3 separate regions of the Mus musculus genome follow, and all the other regions are linked to region 1. Evidence: chromatin loops called from intact Hi-C (ENCODE). Cell type or tissue: heart. All regions are shown on one strand. Links, peaks and the distances in the headings refer to the core of each region. The heading gives the core; the rest is flanking DNA. Region 1 overlaps Dgkh (diacylglycerol kinase, eta). Region 2 overlaps Vwa8 (von Willebrand factor A domain containing 8). Region 3 holds the start of Dgkh (diacylglycerol kinase, eta).

Region 1 (10,148 bases), core at 3,017-8,016:
ACAAGTTAAGGTTCCCGGTTTGGGGACAAGTTAAGGAACTATGATAACCTCAGTGTAGTGATCAATAGATCCTCGCTGTGTAGTTATGCTTTTTTCTCCCATTGACCCTTTGTGGGTAGGTCTGATAGTTTTGGTCTTGTTTGTTCTGATATATGGACTCTGTTACTGTTTGAAACTGTGTGTAGAGGCAGTCAAGACAGGTCAGAAAATCCTTATAGAGCAACAAGAAAATATGTCGGAAGAGGAGAAGGGCTTAAAAAGAAAAAGGAAAAAGAAAGGAGACACAGTGTTATCAGGTGGACAGAAAGGACAAAATAAAAGAGCTGAGGCGGAGGAGGAAGGCGAATTAGCTTCTGCTCCCCCTCCCTATGCCTCCTCGGCAGCCATCTATGGGCAGACCTTCTGTCCGGAGGTCTGGAAAGAGGATAGATTCTCCTTGCTGGGATGTCCTATTTTCACTGATCAAGCTAAATTTGCATGGGATAGAGATATGCTGCTTGATCAAGGTAGATTTGCACAACAACAGACAGGATATCCAGTGCAGGTGTTTGAGCAGGTGAATCAGATTCCTATAAGGGCGTGGAAATCATTGCCTAACAGAGGGGAAGCTAGTGAAAACTTGACTCTCATATTGACTCCCCAGATGGACACACAGGTGATTGAGGTTATGGTCTCATCACCACGAGGTATTGTGTCCATCCCCCCTGGGATCGACAGGATCAGGTGTTGATGTGGGTGAGAGGGTCTGTTTGTGTGTTTCCACAGGACGAGAAGGAACCTCTTTGGGTGCTGGAGAGATTGGTGAGACACTGCAAGAATGAGGCTCCTGATCCAGTTGCCCCTGTGGATGTGGTGGATGATCCCACAAGCACAAAGGATGGAGCCGAGATGAGAGATCCTTTCGGTATTCCAGAAGCCGATACCAGCTCGACATGACATTCAAAATTTTCCACGCTTTTTGATCCCTGAATTCCCCTTAAAGAGATAGCCCCTCTGGCTATCTATCCCTTGCTTCAGGGAAGATGAGTGGGGATGAGAGCCCTGGGATGTATGCTTGTTATAGTGTGTGTGTTTTTTGTGTTTGGCACATGTGTTAGGTGCAGAGTGTGCGGCCCGCACTTTTGCCATGGTAGCGTAGGCTTTTGCTGCAGTGGAGGCGGGACAATCTCCTCAGATTCGGTTTGCCGCTCTAAAAGAAATTATGCTGCGTTATGCCGTGGGGTGCGAGGCTAAGCACTGCACAGAGGATAGCTTGCTGTTGGCATCCTGTGGAAGGCACGTCTGATTGCATGAAGGTTCAGTGTCCTAGTTCCCTTCCCCTAGGAAAAACGACACGGGAGCTGGCCAAGACCTCTCTGGGTGATGAGCCTAAGGGATGGTTTTGTGTAGGGCCCCTATGCTTGCACACTGGGGATCAGACCTCTACCTTCACCCATGAGGCTTGCTTGCAGCAATTAAGATCTGGCCATAGGTTAATTAATATCCTGGCCTTTTGATGCACCTGCCACAAGCAAAACACAATCTCCCCAGGAGTGGCTTGGCATGATTGAGAGGTAGTCAGTGATAAGACTCCCTGGACATGTCACCAACCTAAGACAGGGATCAAACCAATGCTGTTTGTCACCCAAGGACGGGTAAGGGGCATGGCTGCGGGGGGCTATCTACAGACATTCTCTCTGCCAAAAAAGAAAAAAGGGGGAATTGTGGGGAGCGGGTGTGGCGGCAGTCCCAAAGGCGCCAGGGACTGCAGCTAAGTCATATGACTTGCACCTGACTTCCTCATATAAGACACAAACATCTTGAGTGCTGCGCAGGTGTACCAGGATACAGGTGAATCCAATTTGGTGGAGATTTGCCCCTGCTGCCCTGATTAGCTGAAGCTGCGTGCCTGGTGAGGTGGCGTGGCCTGCTGTGCGTGGATGGGACCTGAGAGTATAAAAGAGTGAGAGGCCCAGGGCTCGGGGGAGATATAAAAACAAGGGAGATATAAACAAGAAGAATCAGGACTGAATAAACTGCTGTTAGAAGGACTGGTGGTCACGTCGTTCTTGCTGGTCGAGAGCGGGCGCGACAATCCCAAAGCCTGCTTCCCACACCCAGCAGACAAAGATGTCCACTTGGACACACAGTAAGAGCCCAGCACTGCCACCCAAAGCCAGTGGTGGCACTAGCCAGATCCAACCCAGAACACTTCTTTCCTTCCAATGCTGAGTTAACTTTTTAAAATCAAATAGCAACAAAGCTGAAGAGGAAGGACCGCAGTGTGAACCGTGAGGGGTAACTGTGTCCCAGCTCATAGGAGAGAAAGCATTCAAAGAAGTTTCTGGAAACAATACTTAATGAAACTAGAGTGGGGGAGGATAAGGTACATCATCATTTACAGTATCACAAGCATCTCCCTGCTTTTTAAGCCCTACATTTTGGTGCAGTGTGCTCAAACCGTTTTGTGTATCAGAACAATCTGAGGCGCTTTCCCAACGGTAAATGGCCAGACACTCTGACCCACATAAGGGCCAGCTCAGGTTTCCTGCCCAGGATATCAGCTAGGATTCCTACAGCTCTGTGTAACCGAGTTCAAAAGCCAGAGGCAGACAACATGAATTTACAGAATAAAATTCATGTTCAAAATAGTCTTGCTTTATGCATATAAAAACATTTTTTATTCTCTCTCTCTTCGTGTGTGTGTGTGTGTATGCTTTCTTTTTTTTCCATTTTTATTAGGTATTTAGCTCATTTACATTTCCAATGCTATACCAAAAGTCCCCCATACCCACCCACCCCCACTCCCCTACCCGCCCACTCCCCCTTTTTGGCCCTGGCGTTCCCCTGTACTGGGGCATATAAAGTTTGCGTGTCCAATGGGCCTCTCTTTCCAGTGATGGCCGACTAGGCCATCTTTTGATACATATGCAGCTAGAGTCAAGAGCTCCGGGGTACTGGTTAGTTCATAATGTTGTTCCACCTATAGGGTTGCAGATCCCTTTAGCTCCTTGGGTACTTTCTCTAGCTCCTCCATTGGGAGCCTAAAAACATTTTTAATTCATTTGAAATAACTGCTTACTTTTACACACACATCAATGTACACCGTCTCATTCTGGTTCTTTGGAATGTCTGTGATGTCAGGGAGCTGTAGCCTGGCCACTTATAACAGTGGGTCCCTCCAAATGCGGCTCACACAGGTGACGCAGGGAGGCAAAGCAAGTGGGGCCCTGCAGCTGCTCCACAGGGCTTCCTGGCTATGGGAATTCCTATGACTGCATCTCTATTTAAGGAAAAAGTTCAACTTGCAAAACACAAGCATAGTATACCTTAGGCTGAACCAACACTGGGCTGAGGAGTGGGGTACACCTACCCAATACTGAAACACGAGGAAGCTCAAGAAAGCAGGATGAAGAGAGCCTCCCAGCATCTAGGGGACTCCACCCACCTCTACGTAGATCCAAAGAACCCCCATCATTTTGTATGCAACACTGGAAACTGTTAAGATATCTGTGCTTAAATGCAAATTAATATGTTCTAAAGCAAAACGATAGTGACTGTATAATATAGTCTAATTACCCTTTATACAAAATGCCCAGTAATTTCTAATATATTATTTTACTTACACTGGTTTATAATTTTCTTTTCTTAAGAAAAGGCATAAAGGTAAAATCAGATGGAAAGTAATTATATTCTGTGAATACTTATTTAACCCCTAAGATGTTCATTCTGCTCTTAGTATGTATCTTCTCCATAGAGGTTCATGAGCATAAATTTCTAATTAGAGAGATAAAACTGCATTGAGAAGGTACAAAGTGTCCATATCTCTTATAAACATCCTCTTTCCTACTTTACAACGAGCTGCAAGAGATCACCACTAGGTGGCAGTGGTGTTACACTAATGCTCAGTCCTGCCTTGGGAAGATGGTGACCTTTTTTCTGTTATGTAAATCCTTGTCTGCGCTTTATGGATAGCGTGAGGGAACTGTCATAAAGGTGATAAAACCTCGGCTGGGTGTGGTGACGCACACCTTTAATCCCAGCACTTGGGAAGCAGAGGCAGGCAGATCTCTGAGTTCGAGGCCAGCCTGGTCTACATAGCAAGTTCCAGGTTTGTCAGTACTACACACGGGCCTGTTTTTAAAAAGAAAAACTCTCCTTCTAATTCTGAATTAAATTCTTCTTTATCAAACGCCCCTACTTATTTCTAAGAATAATCCTTTTTCCCACACATGACATTTTGATGTAACCGCTTTCCCATGTGGCCACCATGATAAAGCTGTTTTGATGGGGGCATGTTGATGGGGCCTAAAATTAACTACTGAACACTGTCAACTTTTTAACTAGTAACTCATGTGCTAAACAGATGACTCCGCACCTTTCCTGGCCCTCAGTAAACCTGGCACTCACCATGCTCCCAGGTCTAGTTCAGGGCTACGGAGGGGTTTGGGGTCACTGGGGTGGCCAAGAACAGGACAGAAAAGAATGAAGTGCAACGGAGACGATGGACAGACCACACACAGCACCGGGAGTCACATGCTACCATTCATATGGATGTCAGGAAGAGCCAGTCCTCTTTGTGTGTGTGTGTGTGTGTGTGTGTGTGTGTGTGTGTGTGTGTGTGTGTGTGTGTGTGATTTCTGGAATTTTAGTCATGTATTTCAATATTCTCAAGGTTTCTAGTTCTTCCCCAAGAGAATATCTAGGTCCTGATGACACAGGGATACTCATTTAGACATCTGCCAGCTCTCTGAATTCAGAGTCACATGGACTAATTTACACACAAATACACACACGGTGCCAGAAAATTCACTCAGAGATGATTTGCACGGGCAATATTTATACCCAAAAAAGATAAGCCAGTTTGTTTTGTTTTTAAGTAATGTAATTTCAAACACACACACACACACACACACACACACACACACACACACACACACACGGCACACATCCCACAATAGAAACGCATTTGATTGTCCTCTGTATTTAAGATGGGACAGAGGAAGAATCAGAGATGGAAGTCTGAGCAAATTACTGGATTAAGCTGCAGTAAACCCACCCAGGCCCCCACCACAGAGTGTAGATTGTTGACAGCAACATGTTCCCTTACCTGGATCCATCCCTGGTGGACTGGTACGTTTTATGTCAGCTTGTCATGAGAGTCTCCCAAGAGGAAAATCTCAATTGAGGAAAAGCTTCCATAAGATCTGGCTATAAGCAAGCCTGTAGGGCATTTTCTTAATTAGTGATTGATGGGAAAGGTCCAGCCTACTGTGGGTAGTGGCCTCCCTGGACTGTGGTCCTGGGTTCTATAAGAAAGCAGGCTGAGCAAGCCATGGGGAGAAAGTCAGTAAGCGGCCCCCCTCCATGGCCTCTGTGTCAGCTCCTGCCTCCAGGTTCCTGCCTTGAATTAGTTCCTGTCCTGACTTTTTCTTCAGCGATGGACTAAGACATGGTTCTCAACCCATGAGCTGAGTCTCCTTTGGATGCTTGAATGACCCTCTCACAGGGGTCACCTAAGACCGTCGGAAAACATATCTACAATTCATAACAGCAATGAGAATCATGTTATGGCTGGGGCTCACCACATGGGGAGCTGTATTACAGGGTTGCAGCATTAGGAAGGTTGGGAGCCATTGGACCACGATGTTAAAGCATCAAGCGAATAAACACTTTCCTCCTTAGCTGGCCTGTGGTCACGCCGTTTCTTTACAGCAATAGAAATCCTAACGCGGACAGCCGTCTTCTGCCACTCCCACTTGGGGACCTTTGCCTACTACTCCATCACTGTCCAGAGGAAACTTAGCCCCTGTGCTACTTCTCTACAGTGGCCTCATCTCCAGCTTTACAGCCACGCAGTCATTTTGTTAACGGACAGAGGTGCAGAATTCTGACCCCAGCTGGCTGTGGAGACCTTGAGCGAATCGATGACTCTGAACCTGGACCTTCTCTTCTTACGGATAATATCAACAACCACCACCACTAGCACATGGAGGTGCTGCTGAGTCCTAAGTGTGTTTCCTTGGTCTCTGCATCCTGAGCACACACTGCTGTCCTGACAGCGCAGAACCCTTTCTTGGGTCTTCGACAATCATTCCCTCTCCATCCACTTTCCTTCCTCTTCGTAAGTATTATCCAAAATAAAGTAAAAACCTTGACACTGCCCCATGTTGCAAGCCAATGCTCCCTTCTATCCCAGCAAGCCTAGGAAAGGCAGATGCTCCGCTGTCCTGTCTGTCACCTGTCACCTCACAGCACAAGTGTGCTGTGACTGCTCGCTGTCCTCTCCACTTTAAGGGAATACTCTTCATTGGCCATTTCCAATTATAGCCTGTGTGCAAATCTAAGTGAACTCCCTCCACGACAGCTCCAATCATCTCCTCTAAATATCTATGCATGCACAACTCCCAAAATAAGTTCCTGGCTTTACTCATAATTTTCACTGTCTGCACACCACCACCTGGCACTGCTGGCCCACCTTAGACTCAACAAGCACTTTTTATCCCATGTACTGTAGGTCTCAGGCTAGCAGAAAGCGCAGGCTTCAGAAGGTCTCAACTCTAATTCCAAGCTTCCTGTAACTAGGCAGGTACCTTCTGTGGACAATCCTCCTGCAGCCATTTTGCTCTTCTGCCCGGGGACCTCGCTTGTCAGCAACACCATCATCTCCCTAAGCACACAAGTCCTGGAACTTGCAAACAACCTTTCATCTTCCTTGCCCTCTGTGCCTTAAAATGCCATCAAAATGTCGCCTGCCAAAAGATGCCGCAATGTGTGTAGCTTCATTGTTTCTGGTCTAGTGAGGAAACTCCCCTGTGACCAGAAGCCAGGGAAGGGTCTCCTGAGGACACCAGAGCGCAAGCTCGCCACACACCACCGACACTAACCCTCAAACAGGCCACGCTCCCTCTCCGGTTGGACCCACATGTCTGGAATGAGTCTACTCTTAATTTTTTATTGAAATTTCATTTGGAATTGATACATAAAAAAGTATACCTTTTATAAGGTGTTTCAATACATGTACACATGTGTAAAGTTTAAGTCGGACTAAGCCACCTAGCACCACAAACACCTTCACAGTGAGAACGTATGCTCTCCCTCCAGCTCGGCAAGCTAGGAAGCACGCAGTCCTTCTCCGTGTCACCTGACTACGCAATGGCGTGCCAGGATTTCTGACTCTCCTCTAACTGTTTAACCACTTGATCAACCCTCCTCCCACCCCGTGTCCCCTCTGAGACACCCCAGGCTCTGGTAGCCATTGTTCTTCTGAGATCGACCCTTAGATCCGCACACCGCGCAGTCCTGCAGCATTTGCTCTCCGTGCCCAGCTGATTTTGCATAAATAAGACACCGATCCATCTGTGGGCTACAAACGGCAGGGCTGTTTGTGGCTGACTGTATTCCACTGTATCCTTCCTTGTACCACTCGACTTGTAATAAACTGGGGGGCGGGGGGGCGCAATTGGGGGAGGGAGCTCAAACACAATTTTACTAAAGGTTGGCAATAACCAAGGATCGGCAAGAAAGCATGTGGTCATCATGACAACCAAAATACCTAGTCCTCCGTGCCTATAAGCCCAAAGAGGGATGCTAATGGCTTTTTGTCTCAGGCTGTCCAGGAGAGGTAGACCAGATGTTCCCCTAGAAGCAAGAAGTGTCAGAAGCACAGGGCCACCACATTCAAGGTCTACATGCAAATCCTAGAAAAAAAAAAAAAAACTTCTCTTGCTCCCCCACTCCCCACTGTGCTGGTATAAACAGGAATGGCCCCCAGAGACTCATCTATTCGAATGCATGGTCCAGAGGGAGTGTCATTATTAAGAGCCTTGTTGAAGGTGATGTGGCCTTGTTAGAGGAAATGTGGCAATGTGGGGGCGGGTTTTGAGGTCTCCTGTGCTCAAGCTATGCCCAGTATGGCACACAGTCCCTTCTGCTGCAGATCAAGATATAGGATTCTTAGCTCCCTCTCCAGCACCATGTCTGCATGCATGCTGCCATGCTTCTCTCAGTGATGATCATGAACTAAACCTCTGAAACTGTAAGCCAGCCCCCAATTAAATGTTTTCTTCATAAGACTTGCTGTGGTCATGGTGTCTCTTCAGAGCAATAGAAACCCTAGCTAAGATACTATCTATAGCCTGTCCTCATAGCCTGTCCTTAAGTGAACAGGTCTCACTTAAACATTACCACCACACAAAAGCCACCACTGTTCTCAAAGGACCCATGAACGTAAATACAAAAAAATCCACACACTTCTTTACCAAGATACGCCTTGCTTTCTGATCAACACGTCTGACTTACTTTCTGAGACCCAGCACTGTTGCTTCCCTCCAGGTCAGCTTCCAGTCCCACTCAGGGCACTACTGCTGCTAGCCATACAAAGCATACCATCTTTCTATGGTGCCATCTCTCCTTAACTACCTTCCACGGACCAGGGTGCCCTTCCCCACGGCTCCTCCCTCCTTGTTGCCTCACTTAAAACCGTGGTTTCCGTGCCTACTCCTCTAAATGTCACCCAGGCAGAGCTCACCCATCTTCAGTTTCAAGCTCTGTGGCTCCATTCATGGCAAACACTAGACTCTTACAGGTCACTAGCACACTAAGGACTTAAATTCTCATTTATGTCCCCCTCTTTCTCTTCCCCCACCCTCCCTCCCTCCTGTGCAAAGTCAGGAAATCCCTCTGTACATTCCCCTTGGAAGGCAGAGTAAATAAAGATTACTTCAATTGGATGCCCTAGGAGTTAGGCACATCCAGGAGACCTGGCCGCAGTTCCTAGCACGCACATCAGTGGCTTACAACTACCTGTATCTCCAGTTCCAGAAGATCTGATGACCTGGCACACACATGATACATACACTGGCAGGCAAGCATTCATGCATACATATGAATTCAAAGTAAGTAATTTAAAAACAACCACAACAATTTAAAAAAATCAGAAGTCCTCTAGTCTATTAAAAACATTTTAGCGCCGGGAGTAGTGGCGCACACCTTTAATCCCAGCACTCGGGAGGCAGAGGCAGGCGGATTTCTGAGTTCAAGGCCATCCTGGTCTACAGAGTGAGTTCCAGAACAGCCAGGGCTACACAGAGAAACCCTGTCTCAAAAAACAAAAACAAAAACAAAACATTTTAGCTTTCAAGAGAGGGAAAAATTTAGACTTAAAACTTGAGACTTACTTCGCCTCACCCCCACCTGCCACCCACTCCACACACAGGAGGCCTCTTCTCTTGGCCCTTCTGCTAAGAATCCTGCTCCCTGCACTTCATTAGCCAATTAAATTAGGGCCTTTTGTAGTTTTGGTAGTCGCCTGCTATTAACTCCTAGGGTTCCAGTGGGTTCTCCTAACCGTCACTGAGAATGCTGCATAGCGCCCAACCTCTGCCTCTGATGGGCTCAGCTCCATCATACTGGGAAGGTTTCACTGGCCTTGGCATAAAAGACTCGCCAGCAGGCCCTCTCCTGGCCCGTGGAAATCAGACTGGTGTGATTAAGAAAGCCCAGCTGTGTCCCCTGCAGACTTCTTTCTGGCATGCATGCATGCATGCAGGCAGGCAGGCAGGCAGGCAGGAGTCACTACAGCAAGCATTTACAGGATCCAGTGTCTCTGAAGCCTCCAGAGACTATGGATCAAGTCAAGAGAGCCAATGACTCTTATTAACTTTCCATGTAACTTGAGGTAAGCCAGGCTCATTCCTTCCCAGCTGGACCTCAAGACACATCTTGGGCATCTTCAAGATGTGGAGCTGGGCCCTTACCTAGCATTAGGTGCCATCCCAGATACCGGATGGGAGAGCGGGAAATGGTATCATGTTAGGGGCTGCAAAGCTCTTCTAGGCCATGTGGGTGTTGCTATCACATACTGTTTGTTCTGTCTGCGGCATTTGGGGACCTCAGACCGAACTTCGGCAGAACGAAACCCATTTCAATAGCATCCCATTACAGTCCTTTTCTCAGCATCCGGCGTGTCTCCCTCTCCTACAGATTCCTCTTCCAAAGTCTAGAATAGGTTGCATTTTTCCACTGCCACATTTTTAACCTTGCCTTTAAGAATGGTCTTTTCCTTCCCTGCCCTCCGCCACCCCCACTGCTCTTCATTCTTTCCCGCTCCTCTTCTTTCACTTGGCTGTGATCTTTCCTCTTCCACCTTTTTCCTGTCACTGTTAGGC
Region 2 (10,148 bases), core at 2,015-7,014, 330 kb after region 1:
GGGAGACTTCAACACACCACTTTCACCAATGGACAGATTATGGAAACAGAAACTAAACAGGGACACACTGAAACTAACAGAAGTGATGAAACAAATGGATCTGACAGATATCTACAGAACATTTTATCCTAAAACAAAAGGATATACCTTCTTCTCAGCACCTCATGGTACCTTCTCCAAAATTGACCACATAATAGGTCACAAATCAGGCCTCAACAGATTCAAAAATATTGAAATTGTCCCATGTATCCTATCAGATCACCATGCACTAAGGCTGATCTTCAATAACAAAATAAATAACAGAAAGCCAACATTCACATGGAAACTGAACAACACTCTTCTCAATGATACCTTGGTCAAGGAAGGAATAAAGAAAGAAATTAAAGACTTTTTAGAGTTTAATGAAAATGAAGCCACAACGTACCCAAACCTTTGGGACACAATGAAAGCATTTCTAAGAGGGAAACTCATAGCTATGAGTGCCTTCAAGAAAAAACGGGAGAGAGCACATACTAGCAGCTTGACAACACATCTAAAAGCTCTAGAAAAAAAGGAAGCAAATTCACCCAAGAGGAGTAGACGGCAGGAAATAATCAAACTCAGGGGTGAAATCAACCAAGTGGAAACAAGAAGAACTATTCAAAGAATTAACCAAACGAGGAGTTGGTTCTTTGAGAAAATCAACAAGATAGATAAACCCTTAGCTAGACTCACTAAAGGGCACAGGGACAAAATCCTAATTAACAAAATCAGAAATGAAAAGGGAGACATAACAACAGATCCTGAAGAAATCCAAAACACCATCAGATCCTTCTACAAAAGGCTATACTCAACAAAACTGGAAAACCTGGACGAAATGGACAAATTTCTGGACAGATACCAGGTACCAAAGTTGAATCAGGATCAAGTTGACCTTCTAAACAGTCCCATATCCCCTAAAGAAATAGAAGCAGTTATTAATAGTCTCCCAGCCAAAAAAAGCCCAGGACCAGACGGGTTTAGTGCAGAGTTCTATCAGACCTTCAAAGAAGATCTAACTCCAGTTCTGCACAAACTTTTTCACAAGATAGAAGTAGAAGGTATTCTACCCAACTCATTTTATGAAGCCACTATTACTCTGATACCTAAACCACAGAAAGATCCAACAAAGATAGAGAACTTCAGACCAATTTCTCTTATGAACATCGATGCAAAAATCCTTAATAAAATTCTCGCTAACCGAATCCAAGAACACATTAAAGCAATCATCCATCCTGACCAAGTAGGTTTTATTCCAGGGATGCAGGGATGGTTTAATATACGAAAATCCATCAATGTAATCCATTATATAAACAAACTCAAAGACAAAAACCACATGATCATCTCGTTAGATGCAGAAAAAGCATTTGACAAGATCCAACACCCATTCATGATAAAAGTTCTGGAAAGATCAGGAATTCAAGGCCAATACCTAAACATGATAAAAGCAATCTACAGCAAACCAGTAGCCAACATCAAAGTAAATGGAGAGAAGCTGGAAGCAATCCCACTAAAATCAGGGACTAGACAAGGCTGCCCACTTTCTCCCTACCTTTTCAACATAGTACTTGAAGTATTAGCCAGAGCAATTCGACAACAAAAGGAGATCAAGGGGATACAAATTGGAAAAGAGGAAGTCAAAATATCACTTTTTGCAGATGATATGATAGTATATATAAGTGACCCTAAAAATTCCAACAGAGAACTCCTAAACCTGATAAACAGCTTCGGTGAAGTAGCTGGATATAAAATTAACTCAAACAAGTCAATGGCCTTTCTCTACACAAAGAATAAACAGGCTGAGAAAGAAATTAGGGAAACAACACCCTTCTCAATAGCCACAAATAATATAAAATATCTCGGCGTGACTCTAACGAAGGAAGTGAAAGATCTGTATGATAAAAACTTCAAGTCCCTGAAGAAAGAAATTAAAGAAGATCTCAGAAGATGGAAAGATCTCCCATGCTCATGGATTGGCAGGACCAACATTGTAAAAATGGCTATCTTGCCAAAAGCAATCTACAGATTCAATGCAATCCCCATTAAAATTCCAACTCAATTCTTCAACGAATTAGAAGGAGCAATTTGCAAATTCATCTGGAATAACAAAAAACCGAGGATAGCAAAAACTCTTCTCAAGGATAAAAGAACCTCTGGTGGAATCACCATGCCTGACCTAAAGCTTTACTACAGAGCAATTGTGATAAAAACTGCATGGTACTGGTATAGAGACAGACAAGTGGACCAATGGAATAGAATTGAAGACCCAGAAATGAACCCACACACCTATGGTCACTTGATCTTCGACAAGGGAGCCAAAACCATCCAGTGGAAGAAAGACAGCATTTTCAACAATTGGTGCTGGCACAACTGGTTGTTATCATGTAGAAGAATGCGAATCGATCCATACTTATCTCCTTGTACTAAGGTCAAATCTAAGTGGATCAAGGAACTTCACATAAAACCAGAGACACTGAAACTTATAGAGGAGAAAGTGGGGAAAAGCCTTGAAGATATGGGCACAGGGGAAAAATTCCTGAACAGAACAGCAATGGCTTGTGCTGTAAGATCGAGAATTGACAAATGGGACCTAATGAAACTCCAAAGTTTCTGCAAGGCAAAAGACACTGTCTATAAGACAAAAAGACCACCAACAGACTGGGAAAGGATCTTTACCTATCCTAAATCAGATAGGGGACTAATATCCAACATATATAAAGAACTCAAGAAGGTGGACCTCAGAAAATCAAATAACCCCCTTAAAAAATGGGGCTCAGAACTGAACAAAGAATTCTCACCTGAGGAATACCGAATGGCAGAGAAGCACCTGAAAAAATGTTCAACATCCTTAATCATCAGGGAAATGCAAATCAAAACAACCCTGAGATTCCACCTCACACCAGTGAGAATGGCTAAGATCAAAAATTCAGGTGACAGCAGATGCTGGCGAGGATGTGGAGAAAGAGGAACACTCCTCCATTGTTGGTGGGATTGCAGGCTTGTACAACCACTCTGGAAATCAGTCTGGCGGTTCCTCAGAAAATTGGACATAGTACTACCGGAGGATCCAGCAATACCTCTCCTGGGCATATATCCAGAAGAAGCCCCAACTGGTAAGAAGGACACATGCTCCACTATGTTCATAGCAGCCTTATTTATAATAGCCAGAAACTGGAAAGAACCCAGATGCCCCTCAACAGAGGAATGGATACAGAAAATGTGGTACATCTACACAATGGAGTACTACTCAGCTATTAAAAAGAATGAATTTATGAAATTCCTAGCCAAATGGATGGACCTGGAGAGCATCATCCTGAGTGAGGTAACACAATCACAAAGGAACTCACACAATATGTACTCACTGATAAGTGGATACTAGCCCAAAACCTAGGATACCCACGATATAAGATACAATTTCCTAAACACATGAAACTCAAGAAAAATGAGGACTGAAGTGTGGACACTATGCCCCTCCTTAGAAGTGGGAACAAAACACCCATGGAAGGAGTTACAGAAACAAAGTTTGGAGCTGAGATGAAAGGATGGACCATGTAGAGACTGCCATATCCAGGGATCCACCCCATAATCAGCATCCAAACGCTGACACCATTGCATATACTAGCAAGATTTTATCGAAAGGACCCAGATGTAGCTGTCTCTTGTGAGACTATGCCGGGGCCTAGCAAACACAGAAGTGGATGCTCACAGTCAGCTAATGGATGGATCACAGGGCTCCCAATGGAGGAGCTAGAGAAAGTACCCAAGGAGCTAAAGGGATCTTCAACCCTATAGGTGGAACAACATTATGAACTAACCAGTACCCCTGAGCTCTTGACTCTAGCTGCATATGTATCAAAAGATGGCCTAGTCGGCCATCACTGGAAAGAGAGGCCCATTGGACACGCAGACTTTGTGTGCCCCGGTACAGGGGAACGCCAGGGCCAAAGGGGGGGAGTAGATGGGTAGGGGAGTGGGGGTGGGTGGGTAAGGGGGACTTTTGGTATAGCATTGGAAATGTAAATGAGCTAAATACCTAATAAAAAATGGAAAAAAAAAAAATTCTTAATCTCATCTCCAAAGACATCTTTGCCTTAAAAAGTCACATTCCTAAGCTCCAGCAGTGAGAGAGAGAGAGAGAGAGAGAGAGAGAGAGAGAGAGAGAGAGAGAGAGAGAGAGAGAGAGAGAGAGAGAAGATCCAGTTACCACAGTTTTCTTGCTAATTACCTCTGGGACCTCACCTCATTTTTCCCCATTAGTCTTTCCAGCTTTGTTATTTTCTTTGCTGTTGCTCAGTTTTAAAATTTATTCTTAGGTTATTTCTTATCTGAGTACAGTGTATTTAGATTATAACCCCCCCACTGCCTTCTCCTCTTCTCCCTGTAGCTCAGTCCCCATCCCAACTTCATGTCATTATCACTGTAATGTTTTCCTCCTCTCCCTCTCCCCTCTATAACCCACTGTGTCCAGTTAATGCTGCCCACATGCACATGGCTTTAGGGCGCCACCCACTGGGGCATGGGCAACCTACCACAGGCTCCACCATTGAAGAGAAGACTTCTTTTTTTTTCCTTTTTTAAAGATATTTTCTTTATTTATGTTTCAAATGTTATCCCCTTTCCTGGTTTCCCCTCCCCCTTTCCTGGTTTCCCCAAGGGAAAACCCCTTGTTGCCTGTCCCCTCCCCCTGCTCATCAATCCACCCACTCCCTCTTCCTGGCTCTGGCATTTCCCTACACAGGCGCATAGAGCCTTCACAGGACTAAGGACCTCTCCTCCCATTGATGACCAACTAGGCCATCCTCTGCTACATATGCAGCTGAAGCCATGAGTCCCACCATGTGTACTCTTTGGTTGGTGGTTTAGTCCCTGGGAGCTCTGGGGGTACTGGTTGGTTCATATTGTTGTTTCTCCTATGGGACTGGAAAGCCCTTCAGCTCGTTCAGTCCTTTTTCTAGCTCCTTTATTGGGGACCCTGTGCTCAGTCCAGTGGATGGCTGTGAGCTTCCACTTCTATATTTGTCAGGCCCTGGCAAAGCCTCTTAGGAGACAGCTATATCAGGCTCCTGTCAGCAAGTAATTGTTGGCATCCACAATGGTGTCTGGGTTTGGTGACTGTATATGAGATGGATCCCCAGGTGGGGCAGTCTCTGCATGGTCTTTCCTTCAGTCTCTGCTTCACACTTTGTCTCTGTAACTCCTTCCATGGGTGTTTCATTTCCCCTTCTAAGAAGGACCAAAGTATGCAGAACCCTAAAGAGAAGACTTAATCTCTCTCAAGTGGCTGTCAGTTGCCAACAGCTCCTCAGCTGGGATGGCTCTTCATGAGTCCCTCCCCTTTATGCTGAAGTGTTGCTTGGCTTGATCTTGTGGAGTTTTGCTGACAGCCACAGCTTCTGTGACTTCCAGAATGCAGTGGCCCTTCACACCCAGAGGATGTTGTTTTGAGGCAGACTTCATCTATTTCTGCCTCTTGGAATCTTACTGTCTTCTCTTCTACAGTATTCCCTGAGCTTTGGCTGGGCGGGTGGGCGGGAGGGAGGGAGGGAGGGAGGGAGGGTGGGAGGGAGGGAGGGAGGGAGAGATTTCCGTGATTAAGGTGAGGTTTCCACTAGTCTATGAATATAAGAATATTTGGAAGCCAGGTTGACACTATGTGCTCCTAACAAAACAGTAGTAGTAGGGACTATGAACTTCATAGCCTGAGTTACTGGCCTGCAATACGATACCAGGTCTGAGTTCCCCTGTGTTAAGTCCAGTTACAACACAGCTGGCTATGTCATAATAGTCATGCCATCATTGGGCATGTCTTACAGGCTGTGCGTCAAAGCTTTAGGGGGTCACAGCCAGAAGGGACTGTTGATGGCTTTTCTTCCCACTCAGTGTTCAGAGCATCTTCTGACATATGAAATGGAGCTAGCAGGCAGTCTTCCCTGCTCTTGGACATTCTAACTAGTGCTAGGCTTGGAGCATCTTCCTCTGTATTTTCCTCTCTTCGATGGCTTTAGGACTGTTCCCTTGCCCCCATTAGATTTGCTAAGATGTCACATTCCCAATCATTCTTTTCCAAGTCAATGTGAGTCAGAGGCATTTTCCTTGCCATTTTATTTCTGTCTTCCCCTCTTGCCTCAAGACTCGCATTGGGGTAATGATCTTAGGTGTGATAGACATGCTTTAGGCACATTCTGTTGCCTGTTTCCCCCTTGGGTTTCGTTTGTTTCATTCTCTGCATCTGTTGACTCGGGATCTTTGCTTGCACAACAGTAGGTATTTAGCAGGTATCTGATAGAGCAATGAATAGATGAGTCTCCCATCTTGTCCATGGAGTGATCCTTCGCAGTGGATTTCCAGACTTCTTGCTATTCACTGTTTGAGGAACCCTTTGCCTTCGTGAGTAGATGGAGAACATGCTTACTGTGCAGCTGGTTCTGTGACTCCGCTGCCTTGCCAGCCTCTCTTCCTCAGCCTCTGCTGAAGCCCCTGGGCTCTGCTCATGCTTAGCTTGGCGCTGTCTTTAGTTTTAGCACCCATTAAAATGCCTCTTCTTTAGAAATGCCTAGAATGTGTGTTCTCTCCATTGGCTTGCTCCTCTGGGCCTCCATTCTGCTAGGTGGCCATCTCTGTCCCCTAAGCAGAGGCTACACGTACCTCCCAGTCTGCTTTCTTGACACTAGAAATTCTCACCCTACTGACCCATCACAGTTGCTTGGGGGTTATTTTTAGCTCTCCAATTAGTACTTGAACTCTCTAAGTCTGAGCTTGTTCAGTCTTCTACTCTGACTTTCTAACTGGAACCTGACAGATAATAGATACTTAAATCCTTGAGGAATGAATGGAAAATTAATTAATTAATTAACAGTTTATTAAGAGATCATCTCTAGGCTTCTCTCCTGGCAGGGCTTATACATACATACATACATACATACATACATACATACATATATATATATATATATATGTGTGTATGTATAACACATACATATATATATGTACATATATATTAATTCTTTAAGAGGAAGAAAAACATTATTTTTGTTCATATCTCATGAGATCTTTTGTATTTTAAGCAGTTGAAGGTACTCATAATTGTGCTAATATGAAAAAACCGTTGTGTGTGCCTTTAACTTGCATAACCATGGTAACCAAGGAATGTACTTCGCATTCTTACCTTCCTTTCTGCAAGATAAAATTGCTGTTAGAAATTTGATATTACAATGCTACATACACTAGGACTTTTTAAATGCTACATACACTAGGACTTTTTAAATTAAAGTCTATTCTGAATTTTTAATTGACAGTCTGAAAGCAGGAGTTAATAAGTCTTTTATTCAACACAAAATTGGTTCACATTATGCTTAGCACCGGTGTTTTAAACACCAGATTCTATTGTAAAGAATTTGGTGCTGTCCAGTGAAGGAATTGTTCTTCAAAGCTGTATGAAACCTTCAGGGTTTGCTGGGATGAGATACAAAGCCCATGTGATATTAGCGTACAAGACTGGGATGTTGGGTCTTAGGAAGTTATATTTGTTTTTTATTAAACTGTTGAAAGACTCATGTTGGGGTGTATTTCTCAGACCTTGTGTGGGTGAAATAGGAACTTTTCACAGTCTAAGATATTAAGGCTGGGAATCCCTGAATGCTCTGTTTTCCTTCACTGGAATATGTACTTATCCACAGCTCTGCCTTCTTCCTCGTAGGCCACTTAACAGGTATTCAGGTCATTTGCTGCCACCTTTTCTTCCATCTTGGTGTCATAACCTTACTGTAGGACTTTGTCTTCTTGAGGAAAGACCAATGAAGCAGCATTGGCTTCCAGTCTCACTCGTCTCTCTTCTTTTTCTACACTATTGCCAATCAAGTTAGACCTCAGGATGAAGTTCTGCTTGTAAGAGCATCCCACAGCTTTGAGGTCAGAGTCATTTCTGGAGTCATTGGTGGTCCAAAGAGTTGGCGAGCAGGCCTTCTAGAAGCATGGCTGGCAGCTCATGCTCAGCAGGGCTGTATCTTCCTTTTGCTTTCATGCCTTTGTCCATTTCTCCTGCTCATGTGACTGCTTTAAGCCACATTTGTCAGTGTTTTGCTTTGTTTTGGCTTATTTTAGCATTAAATTACATGTCACTTTTAATTAAAATTTATGGTTCTTTATATTTAAACATTCTCTAGGTCAAGAATGCACATTGACTGAGAACAAGGGTTCACCAAGTCATTTCCGTGTAAATGAGTTCTTTGAAACTTGTCTAACAGGGGAAAAGTGTTGGTGCTGTAGCTGTTGGTCCTGAAAGGCTGTGTGACTCATACCATAGCGCTAGTGGCAGCAGAGCCACATCTCATGGAGCTGTGTGATGCTTGAGCATGGGGATGTCGGTGCTCCTGGTGCGGGTTTCACGGAGGTCCCCTCACGAAGACACATCTTAGGCATGTTTCCTTGTCCCCTTTGAACCCCGTGGTACTTCCTCTGTTTCCTCTTGCCACTAAGATGCTCAGGGTCACTCTGCCATCCTCTTCCCTCTTTGTAACAGTTCATTAGGCCTTAGTGACCTCTCAGAGGTCACATAGCTTCAGAAGAGCTTTATTACACTGCCTTAGCCTAAACCATGCTGTTGATCTGAGTTGTAAACTAGGTCAGTAATAATTTGATTCATTACAGTTGTGTAGATCTTTGTGAGTGTGTGTGGCTGCTTTCATTGTAAGGGGGCCATCTGGCTCATCTGTCACTTTTTGTGCATTCCTATCATCTTTGTCATTTGTGGGGTACCCCCATCATCTCTTATTTGTAGAGTGCCCAATTATATCTGTCATTTGCTGGGCACCCCATAATCACTCAATTGGGTACCCCATCATCTCTGTCATTTGTGGGTACCCCATTATCCCTGTCCTTTGTGGGGCACCCCCATTGTTACTTGTGTGGTAATCTCTGTCAGTTGTCGGGTACCCCATTGTCTCTGTCCTTTATGGGGCACCCCCATCCTCTCTATCACTTGTTGTGAACCTGTATGTAATGTCTGTTATTTTGTGAGTAGCCCTACTTTTCTGGCCTGTGCTAAGTGCTATAGAATCATTCTAGAATTTAATCCTTAGAACAGTTTCATAAAGGAACGTGCTGTTTGTGTCATCTTAAAGATTCAGGAACAGACTGGAGAAATCATGTCCTTAGTCAACATCACATAGCTAGTAAGAACCCAACTTATCTAACTTTAAAGTCATCGAGCATTAAAGCTTCACTGTGCTGCCTGCCAAGAGAATTTAAAGCACAGGTCAGCAGATATTCTGACTTTCCTGGAGGCTTGGCTCTGTGTTAGCAACTGTATTACTGTATTACTGAAATTAACAACTGCATTAGTGCACTACTGAAATTTGGGGCAAGTGTAGGAAACAAAAAAGGAACTAATTCCAATGGTATTAGAAAAGGGTTCTAGTAGCAATCTGCCTCTGAGGTGATAAACTGGTTGACATCCTTATGGTCAGCAACCTAAACTGCCCACGACTCCTTTTTTGTATTTCAGAAACCACAGATTTGCTTAGAGGTCTGAGTTCAGAATATCTTAACAAGTCAGCTGTGTGAAGAAGAAAAGCGAGAATAGTCCATTGTACGTAAGGGTTTTGTGAGGCAGGTGTGACCTGCATTTAGAACAGCCTTCTCTCCTCTACTCCCTCAGTTAAATTTAATTGCTAAATGCTTTCTATAGATTAGTAAAACTATCCTGGAGGCTATTTTAAGTATAAAATGGATTCTGTTCATTTTTATTCATAACTCATTCCTTGCACATATTTAAATTTGGCCTTGTCCCTCAGGAATAGTGAATTGTGCAGTGACATCTATCTGCAGGGGCATTAACAAGTTGAAGTGGAACTCTTAGCAGGCTGTCTTTGCCTTCTCATAGGCACAGTCCTTGGCAGCCTCGCTTTCCACCCGTCAGCTCTTACGGATCTCTCGCCGGCTCTCGAAGTATCCCAGCGAAAATCTTCATGATGCCATTACCAAAGCCTGTCTTTCCAGGTAATTCTGTTCCCCGTTTGCCAGAGTTCAAATACCTGACCCTTAGCTAGAATGGTACCGTAAGCTCAGTTGACTGTCCCTGTTCACAGTCTGTAGGAGGTATTGTATTAACCACGTACCTGGCTCAGCCTTGC
Region 3 (10,148 bases), core at 2,275-7,274, 61 kb after region 1:
TAGCCATTGCCCTTCAGGTACCTCTCCTAGTTTGTCACTTAGCCTTGACCTTGAAAATTCCTGGAAACTAAGATTTGGGGTTTTGATTCTTTCAGGTTTCAGGTGCAACCTTAAGACCAGCAATGATCGGCTCAGCGTTAGAGCTGCTGCCAGCTCTAAGGGATTTTAACTACACTGAAAATGTGAAATCCGTTTCAGTCATTCAGCATGAGAGCGCGGCCATGTTTCTCAAGCACAGAGACAGCCTCTCTTGTGTGTCAGTTGTTCCCTTTAGCGAGGGAAAACGTGGGGTGAAATGGACTTCAAAAGTCCTTCTGGCCCTATAATATGAAATTCTGTACCTACAAGAACACACTGCTGAGAACTTTCTAAGAAACAATAGCATTAAATGACCTTGGCCGGAGATCCAGATCAGTGCCTAGAGTACAGAAGGCCCATCACAGCCAAAAACAAAATAATGCCCTTTTAGTGACCTTTGTCTTAGTCTGACTATTTGGTCACAGACAAGTCAAGACAAAGACCCTTAGTAAAGGGCCTAACACAGTTCAGACTTTTCCTTTTAACATAAAGAAGACAGAGGGCACAAGCTGGGACCAAAACGTGATTATGATTCTAATGTTCTCTTCCCCACACTCTATATAGCTAAAGGTCACTTTGACAGCTATCCTGTATTTCAACCCACACATTAAACTTTCAGGTTTTATATAGCAACATTTCCCAGAATCCAGTCAAGGGTGACTGAAGTGAAAGGTGGTCTAAGGCCCATGCCTATTTGGTGAAGAAGATGGGTTCCATTTCTTACTCTTTGAAAGGATGCAGATTGCTTAAAGACACATTGCACAGCTTCACATCCAGGAGCCAGGCAATTAATTCCTCAAAGTGCAGGTATCCATTACTTATAAAAACCTAGCCTTGCAGCCCGCTCTGATCAACACAGAATTCAGTAGCCAGCTCCTAAGGCCTGTAACTTTGAAAAGCAAAGCCAATCTAAGCCAGTTCCTGCTAAGTAAATGACTGCAACTCTACAGCATCTGCAGCTGTAGAGGAAACCCAGGATGGGTGGAAATACTGTGTAGGCAAAGAAAGGAAAGCTGCCTCATTTCCCACTAAAGGCAGCTCAGGGGAAAACCCTGTTGGAAGACCATCGCTTCTGAGAAACTTTCAAGGAATCACCAATTTAAAATAGTATCTGACCTACTAACTGCTTCTCCTCCTAGTTAAAAGCATTCAAAATGGTTATCTGACCTAAGTGAAATGCCCTTGCCTTTTCTTTGTTCAGTTTCTTTGTTTTGAGGTAGTCCCCTAGCACGCCTCAGTCCCAATCTGACTTGGAATCTATGGCAGGTCTCTTGCATCAGCCTCTATTTCTTGAAATGGCTATTACAATTTCAAATACATGGCATATTGTCTCATTTGGTTTATAAAAAGTTCCTTGACTCTTTCTTTAGTGTTTTAGATTTTCAAATAATTTCTCCCCTGCTGCTCACGAATTCCTTTTTATTACTATTACTTTGAGATCTTCGTTGGTGAGCTGTAGTAGTGCACACCTTTGGTTACAGAATTCCAGAGGCAGAGGCCGATAGGCCTCTGAAATGTAAGGCCAGCCTGGGCTATACAATGAAACTTCCAGGTAGAACATATCACTAATCTTGTTGAAAGCTTGCAATGTTGGAGTTTGAGGTATGAGTGCTGCCAAGATGGAAGCCAGTCTGGGCTACATTGTAACAGGCCCACAAGGGCTACACAGCAAGATCTTGTTTCAAACAAACAAACAAAAGCAGCAAAGAGTCTTGGCCATACAGTCTATAGATGCTACAGTCAGGGTTAAACAGAAAGGAGTAAAGCTGACCCTCCAGTCAGTTTTCTACTTAATAAGGTGCCATACCCCCCCCCCAAAAAAGTACAAGAGACATAAGCCAAAGCTGACTAAAACTTTATGAACACTCTATTACTACTTACAGGTATTGTGAACTAATCAACTGCTCACAACAAGCAGAATCATGAGTCACTCAAAGTGTCTAATCCCATGTTCTACGGTTCTACCTTCAATTGTGATAGAACTTAAGAGTTATGTGTCATATCTTGAAAACCATGAGTGGGTACTTGAGAAGCCATGGTCCAGGGCTCATGTTCCTGATCAGTCCAGAACCAAAGGACTACAGATGGAACCAGCACAGACTGGAAGGCTGCCCTGGCAGCAATATGGAACTGATTCTGCAATCACTATGTATTCCATAGTCAGAAATTAACATTCAAAAAGTTTGCCCTGTGTCAATTTTCTTAGTTGTTACTTAGATAACAAATTATTCCATGAGCAACAGTGCTGTTGATTACAGGAACTTACTGTGGTCCTAGCCCACAAGGCCAAAGCCTCTCACCATCCAGGCAGAAAGTGGAACTGTACAACCTTTCGCTTGTATTGTGGGCTTTTTGCTTTGAAACACTTCCCTTTCTAAGTGTCCATTAATTCTGGACTGATAACTGGTATACTGCCAACAGCTAATGCCAACAGGTATAGAACCATTTGAAAATAAAAACCAAGTTTAGGGAATGAAGTATAGTCAAGCCTCTCTCCACTTAAGGTATTTTGTAAATACTCCCACATTTTTAAACTGAGCTAGAATTGTAACTACCTATCTGCTACCCACTCCCACCCAAGATTAAGGACTGCTTTGCTAAATATCTTCCTACCCGCTCATTCCCAACAGCAAAACGCTTTGATTCTCCTTACTTATTTACTTTAGTGGTGCTAGGGCAAGCCTTGCACTGGCATGTGCTCTGTCCCAAATCTACATCCCAGCCCTCATTCTTTTCTTCTCTTGTCTCTGGATACAGAGTCTCAATATATAGTTTATGCTGGCTCCACAATCTGGGCCCTCCTTCCTCACCTAATTGTGTGAATACAGGTGTGCAGCACCACACCCAATTCCCCAAATACTTTTTGGGCTAAAATTTAGATTATGCCTATATTCACTAACATTGGACTACATTCCAAAGCTAGCACCAAAGAAAACCAAGAAACTTACTATGCTAGCAAGTATCTTCTTTAGGCTCAAGATTTAGCCCGAATAATGTTAAATAAAGCTAATGTGTATCCAAATTTAGCTAATTAACTTAATTTCACCCCCTCACAGACAGAATGTCAGGAAGTCCCAAAAAATCCCTTTTCTCCACATGAATCTCCAAGGAATCTTTTGTTTTTGTCTCTGAATAGGAGAAATCGGGCCATCATGGTTTAGGCTCCATCAGGAGAGAGAGAGAAACAGAGAGAGACAGAGAGAGACAGAGAGACAGAGAGAAAGAGAAACACCAAATTCTTGCATGCATGTTGCCACATGCCATAACAACACAGTAATCCCATTTAGTCAAGTTTGTATGGTAAAATATTAAATTACCTATATTTAAATTTTAAGAAAGTTAAAAACAAAACAAACAAACAAAAAAACCTCAGAACTGGGATCCCAGTGAAAACAGGTTTGCTTTCTTTGCTGTTGTTTCATTTTGTTTTAAGAGAGGAAGGATTTATTTTGGCTCAGAGGATAAATGTATCTTGATGGGAAAGGCATGGAGCTGGGGCTCTAGCTGTGGTTGCCAGAGCATGTATCAGCTGCTTGTTCTGTGCCACCTACTAGGAAGCAATGGGGGGAGGGGACACACACAGGTCCTGAAAATGAGAGTCTCTGAGCACACAGAGTCTGGGCTTCAAGAAAGCTGTGATTCTACTGTTTAGATCTTCTCTTCTCTCTCTCTCTCTCTCTCTCTCTCTCTCTCTCTCTCTCTCTCTCTCTCTCTGTGTGTGTGTGTGTGTGTGTGTGTGTGTGAGACAGACAGACAGACAGACACTGTGGCTCCTTAAAGTTATATAGACTAGCAATTAATGTTCTAAGTATAGCATGCCGCATGATGGTCATATAGGTTCATTTTGAAGGAAACCAGAACTCACTCCATTCAGATTCTTGAGCTCACTGAATCAAAGTTAAAGACCCTGATTTTTGAGAACTTAATGATGCCTTGTATTCTGCTGAAGCAACAGCAGGGCATGAAGTTTCAGGCCTGCCTGGCCTACCGAGAAAATCCCACAGCAGCCTGTCCTACAGTGTGACGCTCTGTCCCAAACAGAAACAACAGGGATTCGGATGGACCCAGTGTTCCTTCAAAACATATTTAGATTAAAACGTCAACCCCGTTGCTCTCCAAGCCAGAAATATTTAACATTTAAAGCTGTTTCCTCTAATGCATTCTTGCTTTCTCTTGAGTACACTCCTCTTTTAGTCGTTCAGGTAACTCAACTTTCTTAAGTAGTTATATAAAGCGTTTGAAAAATCCTTAAATATTGTAGTCATTACACAAAGTTCTGAATAAAATCACTCATGAGAACTTTTTATGACACACACTTGAATAGATGTCAACCTTCAGCTATAAAGTAAGGTTCTTGGGGACAAAGCTTGTCTGAGAGTTAACAGCTTGCCCAACAATCTCAGAACACGATAGGTGTTGGATAAGAATATCTGCTGAACTAATAAAATGCCTTAGCCACTTACATACGCCAAGTTTTGAAGAGTTCAACATTTAGCCACTGCTCCTGCTCCATCTCGCTTCTCTGTGAAGGTTTTAGCTTTAAACGTTCATGTGGCGAGACTAGCACTGAAGATTTTCTAGGAGAATAAGAAAGCACTCTGTTTCTTAGCACTTTGGAGAAGAAAGCCGGAGGTTCTCTAATTTTCTAACTGCGGTGAAGTCCTAGCATTCAGCACCCAAAAAGCACTACACATGACTTGGAGCTTCCCGCTGTAAGTGGTGGAAGCTGATAGGATTTTATTTAGTAAAGTTCAAAACAGGTCGCTGGATTTCATTCCCAATGATCTTAAATGTCAAGACTGAATGAATTGTATTTTTAACCAAGAATAGCTTACTCCCTAATGATGATCGCAATAGAACACGAACAGATGGGCTACCTAACGTGCAAACTCACAAAAGCAAAAGCAGTTGCAGATGGATCAAAGTCGAAGGACACTCCTGAAAGGTCAGGAAGCAGGAGGCAGCGAATCGTACCCTGGCAAACCGGCTGGAAGTCTATGGGTAAGAAAAGGAGAAGCAAGCCTGGCACCTGACCTACAAGCTCTCAACAGGCAGAGGGCCCGCCTGAGCAGACTCAGGAAGTCCCTGGGAAAACATCATCAGAACAGCACCGCAGCAAGGATGAAGCCAGAAATTTTGGACCAGGCTTTTGAGACGGTTCACAACGTCAATCAAAAAGGACTAAGAAATACGTAGATAGGGTATGCAGAGCCAAAATTCATTGCCCACTCAAGATTACAAGGGTCTACGCAGGACGGGGATTCCTGGGAGGAATCCCTGAAGGGATGGATGGATAACAGACGGCTCAGTTTGAGGTGCAAGAAATAAGTTAAAGGAGTTTAGGGAATAAATCCAAAGACCTCGACTCTTCTCACACGCAACACTCTGAGCCCCTAAAGTGACTCAATCTACGCGTGGCGTGTGCTGTGAGATCCAGGCGAAAGCGAAGTTAGCCGGTGGCTGGATCCCGGTCCAGGTCCCCTGACCCTCGGAACTGTTCAGGGCAGCCGCGGCCACTCGAGTCGGAGGCGTGGCTCTGGGCTTCTGGCAGCCACCAGCCTCCACAGGCGGCGGTCCTTGGGAACCTGCGTGCCCAGGTGACTGCCAGGGCGCGGTCAAGAGGTGAGCCCCGTCTCCTCCCGGCGCCACCCGCTGACCGCGCAACCCCGTCGCCTCCACTCCCCGGGCCGCCGCGCCACACTCGGGAATGAAGTGCAAAGTTGGGAAAAGGATGAAGCGCGGAAACGGTCCTCTAAGGACCGTCGCCAGAGGCCGACCGGACAAAGGCGCTTCGGGCGGCGAGCAAGGAGGAGCCCGGGCGCCGGAGGAAGCGCTGCCCCGGCTGGGAAGCAGCTGGGGACCTCATCCCGGACCGCTTCCTGAACGGAACATGGGCCGGGAGGGGGAGGCAGGGAGCAAGGACAAGCGGGAGGGGTGGGCGCGGGCGCGGTACCCACCGGTTCCTCCCAGGCCGGGCTCTGGGCTCCAAGCACGGGGCGCACGTGCTGAGGCTCCATCGCGCCGGCCCGCGCCCGCTGGCCGCCGGGGCGCACGGACACCGGCCCCCGCTGCCGCTGCCGCTGCCGCCGCCGCTGCCGCCGCCGCTGCCTGCGCCTCCCTCGCTGGGATCGCTGTCGCTGCCGCCGCCGCTGCCTGCGCCTCCCTCGCTGGGATCGCTGTCGCTGCCGCCCTGGCTCCTGCCCGGGGCCAGCCACGGGCCCTCCCGCGTTCTCTGGCTTCCGCCGCGCTCGCCCGCCCCCGCGCCGGTCCCTTCCTCCGCCACCGCCTCCGCAGCCGCCTGAGTCCCGCTCCACGGCGCGGCGGCGAGCGCTCGGCTCCTCAAGCCGCCGCCGCCTCCCACGGCCGCAGAATCCGCCCCTCTCTCTCTCCTGTCTCCGCCTCCGACTCCCTCCCCTTTTCTCCCGCCGTCCGCCCCTCCCCCAGCGGCCCCTCCCGGCGGGCGGCCCGGGACGCACGTGACCCCCCTGCCAGGCCATATAAGGCGCGGAACCGAAAGCAGCCACCGGGTGGTCACGGGCACCGGGCAGTGGTGCGGCTAAAAGAGGCAACCGCGCCGCGGGGCCCGGATCGCCAGAAGAATCGGGGGATGTCGGGGATGAGTAGCTTGCGCCGGACGAGCGGAACCTGGCACCCTTTCCCCTTGGCATCCCTCGCCACGGGTGCCTGTAGCCCCCGACGGCCGCCTCGGGAGCTAAACCTGGAGCCAATTGCCCAGGACAGTACCTGGCTTCAACAGAGCGAGGCTGCGCTTCGCACCCCTGAGCCACTCCCAAGCACCTATTCCGGCAGCTGAGATGTCTGGCTGGGCTGTCTGGGGAGCCCTGCTTTTGTTCATTTTCTATGGCTGAAAGATTTCGTGGAAAGAAAACCAGCTAAGGAGCCGGTCTGTGGTCCGCTGTGAGCGCTCTGCTCAAATTAGGGACAGGGGCAGTTCCGAGAGAGAGCTCAAATGTCAACTGTCTCTCCTGCTGCTCTCCGGGAAAAAGAAAATGAAAATTGCAACAAGCAATTTTTTAAATCATCTTTCCTGAAATCATCTTTACTGGCAGTGAAGATGGTTTCCATCTAGTTGCAAACCGAGCAGTGACTGCATTTGCATGGGTCATTTCCTCTCTCGTGGACTTCAGACTCCTGCCAGCACCATCTTCTGGCCCTTAGTCTGGTAGACAGATGAATTCACACGTTTTGAAACCGAAAAATCAAAACACTACTTGATCCAGCATGCTCCCACGTCATACTAATTTCCGAGGCTAATATTCCGCTGAAGCTACACTCATAAAGGTCACCTAAGGATTGTGGAGAGAGCTAAGCCACTGGATGGTTTCCAGCCCTCACTTTCTATAACTTGACTGACTAAATTTGCATTCCTGAATCTCTCCTTTAAATGGGCCCTTGGACTGTTGGGTCTTCTTTGTTAGTGACTATGCTTTGTTCAGTGGCCTCCAACCTGCTGCCTAAATAGCCTGTCCTTCATTTACTTTGAATGAGGTTTAAGTGGGGTGAGTGAGCAGTCTGACCATGCTGCGTTTACCTCAGCCCTGGGATCACAGCTGAACACTGGGGCTCACTCAAAACCAGCCCTTCATTCCATCTAGGTGAGCATTCTACCTGCCGACTGAGCTATCCCAGACCGGAAGCGAACTTCTCTTTTTCAAGCATATTGTTACTTTTTTTTTTTTTGACTTTTCTTTTTCACTTAGGTGTCTGTGTCTGTGTGTGGGTTTGCGCATATGAGTGCGAATTCTCATGGAGGCCAGAAGCATCCAGTAAGTATCCCTGGAGCTGGAGTTAGGAGGCACCCAGTGTGGGTGCTCCAAACCAAACGCCCTGTCCTCGGCAAGGCAAGGACAGTGTGTGCTCTTAATCACTGAGCCATCTCTCCAGCCCAGAAGCCAGCCAACTTCCTAACCAGGAATGTCTACCTTTATCCCCCTGGCCTTATTTTCAGCCTGTGTAAAACAATGTGCTTTCCTGACAGCTGACTTTTCTCTCTAGTCTTACGTAAATGTCACCACAATTCACTTAGTCATGCAAAGGAGAAAAAAAAAAGCCTGGGTTCCTCCCTTCTCTCGTTGCTTTCCCCTTCCCTTCACTTTCTCTCCCTCACCGCTCTGGCCTGCATTATGTTCCTTACTAATTTTGAAGTTTTTACTCTATTTTTACTTATTTGTGTGTGGGCCCCGTGTGCAAGTGTGGAGAGGTCAGAAGATAACTTGCAGGAATTGTTTCTCAACTTCTGCCATATGAGAGCTGGGTATTGAACTCAGCCTCAGGTGCCTGACCAACCTAGCCCCACCCCCACACCCGGCTCCCCTCATTGGTTGTGTGTCCTCTAAGCTGCTTATATGTCATCCCTCTTACAGTGACCCAAGTCACAAGTTGAAGTCCTAGTATCTTCACGAGGCGTCTACTTCACCAGTCCCTTGGAACAAGGAGTTCCTTTCAGGTGGTTACCCTCAGGCCACTTGTTTTTATGCTGTACCCTGTTCTGGAATGTTCTTCCTCTTACTCAGCCTTGTACAACACCTGTTCATCTTTCACGATTCACCCTAAGGGCTACCTTCCTCATAAAAGTATTCCCGACTTTGCTGCATGGTTAAAAACAAAACAAAAACAAAAACGTCTGCTCTCTCTACACTAAATGACTACACGCCATCCTGTCATAATGCCTGAGAAGACTTTTTTGAAGTCAGCTTTCACATATCGTCTTCCTGGTAGCAAATATTATAACTGACGTCTTCCATCTTCCTGGCTCCGGTATAGTTCTCAGCACACTCCATGTTTCTCAAGTCTGTTGAAAGAATGACTTGTAATACGGTATCAGGTATGTTTCCCCTGCATTGTCCCACTTGGTTCTCACAGTGGTCAGTGCCTTTCATGGAAAACCAGAGCAGAGGCTGGTGATGTAACACAGGAGTAAAGGCACTCACTGACAAGCCTGCCTTTCAGACTCCCAAACCCATCTGGCAGAATGAGCAACCCTACTCCCAAAAGTTGTGTGTTCTCTCTCTCTCTCTCTCTCTCTCTCTCTCTCTCTCTCTCTCTCTCTCTCTCTCCCTCCCTCTCTCTCCCCATCTCTCTCTCAAACACACACATACGTTATTTTTTATAGAAAAAAGAGAGAGAGAAAGAAAGAAGGAAAGAAAGAGAGGGGGGAGGGAGGAAGGAAGAAAGAAAAAAAAAGAACGAAAGAAAGAAAGGAAGGAAGGAAGGAAGGAAGGAAGGAAGGAAGGAAGGAAGGAAGGAAGGAAGGAAAGACATTAAAACTGGAAAAGAAGAATACAGCTTGCCCAGGGACCTGTGTAACTCCCAGAGCCGGGGTTATAATCCAGATTGCTTCATTAATGTGACTACAAATACAGCTGTTTCGATGGTCTAAATGTTGGTATCTCCCCAGTTCCCATTGAAGTCCTTACTTCCATGAGCACCTAATGAAGGGGTCTGGTTATGATAGCAGATTCTATATAAATGGAACTGGTGTCTTGTAGGTGGAAGGGCTGGAGAGATGGCTCAGTGACTAAGAACACTCAATGATCTTCCTGAGGACCCACGTTCAGTGCCCAGTACCCACCTTGGGCAGCTCACAGCTACTTGTAACGCCAGTTCTAAAAGATCCAATGCCCTCTTCTGGCCTCAGGTACCTGCATGAACATGGGGCACAGATAGACAGGCAGGCACACACACACACACATAAAACAATTCAAAACATAAAGCAAGAAACAGAATACCATCTCCATTGTCTTATCACAGTAAATTCTGTCTTGTATAATAAAATAGAGTTCTCTTTGCTCCTGATTGTCCATTATAACTAGTTCTGTTTTTCAACTCTTCCAAGTCATTGTGTTTTAAGGATGTCTTAAAAATACACAGTTTGATCTCACTACTATCAGACCATCCTAAGAGCACTACTTTTAGCGTGACTGTTTTCATTCATTATGTGTATTAATCAGACTACAGGACCCTAGGAAAGCTTTGCTGCCGCCGCCCCTCCCCCTCTCCGTGTTTCCTTCTCACGGAACAGTACACTTTAGGAGATTGTTGGGTATGTC

Evidence for each region. A loop is a pair of places that touch in the nucleus more often than their neighbours do. Peaks named below come from ENCODE experiments on the same cell type or tissue, not always from the same donor. Only the 100,000 strongest peaks of a DNase experiment are listed, where the experiment ranks them.
Region 2: a loop joins it to region 1, with 5 times the contacts of the local background. A loop is called at or near these places in 14 of 42 quality-filtered maps.
Region 3: it touches region 1 in a loop (3-fold over the local background); 13 of 42 quality-filtered maps call a loop at or near these places.

Annotation. Positions count from the first base shown.
Region 1 is chr14:78,664,603-78,674,750 of GRCm38, forward strand. All of the region lies in intron 2 of Dgkh (diacylglycerol kinase, eta), which reads right to left. Among named protein-coding and RNA genes, the nearest start is that of Gm30716, 19 kb to the left of the region's middle. In heart, for the core only: a CTCF peak has its summit at 5,573; a DNase peak (open chromatin) is centred at 3,919.
Region 2 is chr14:78,999,266-79,009,413 of GRCm38, forward strand. Vwa8 (von Willebrand factor A domain containing 8) reads left to right here. Exons shown (of 45, transcript NM_027906.1): 17 at 9,899-10,014. Among named protein-coding and RNA genes, the nearest start is that of Gm30970, 130 kb to the right of the region's middle. In heart, for the core only: a CTCF peak has its summit at 4,534 (motif pointing left); no DNase peak of the experiment used is centred there; H3K27ac peaks cover 432 bases.
Region 3 is chr14:78,726,323-78,736,470 of GRCm38, forward strand. It overlaps Dgkh (diacylglycerol kinase, eta), which reads right to left and starts at 6,407. Exons shown (of 30, transcript NM_001081336.2): 1 at 6,036-6,407. The coding sequence starts at 6,095. In heart, for the core only: CTCF peaks have their summits at 5,109, 5,982 (motif pointing right) and 6,606; DNase peaks (open chromatin) are centred at 5,139, 5,949, 6,539 and 7,239; H3K4me3 peaks cover 2,376 bases; H3K27ac peaks cover 1,850 bases.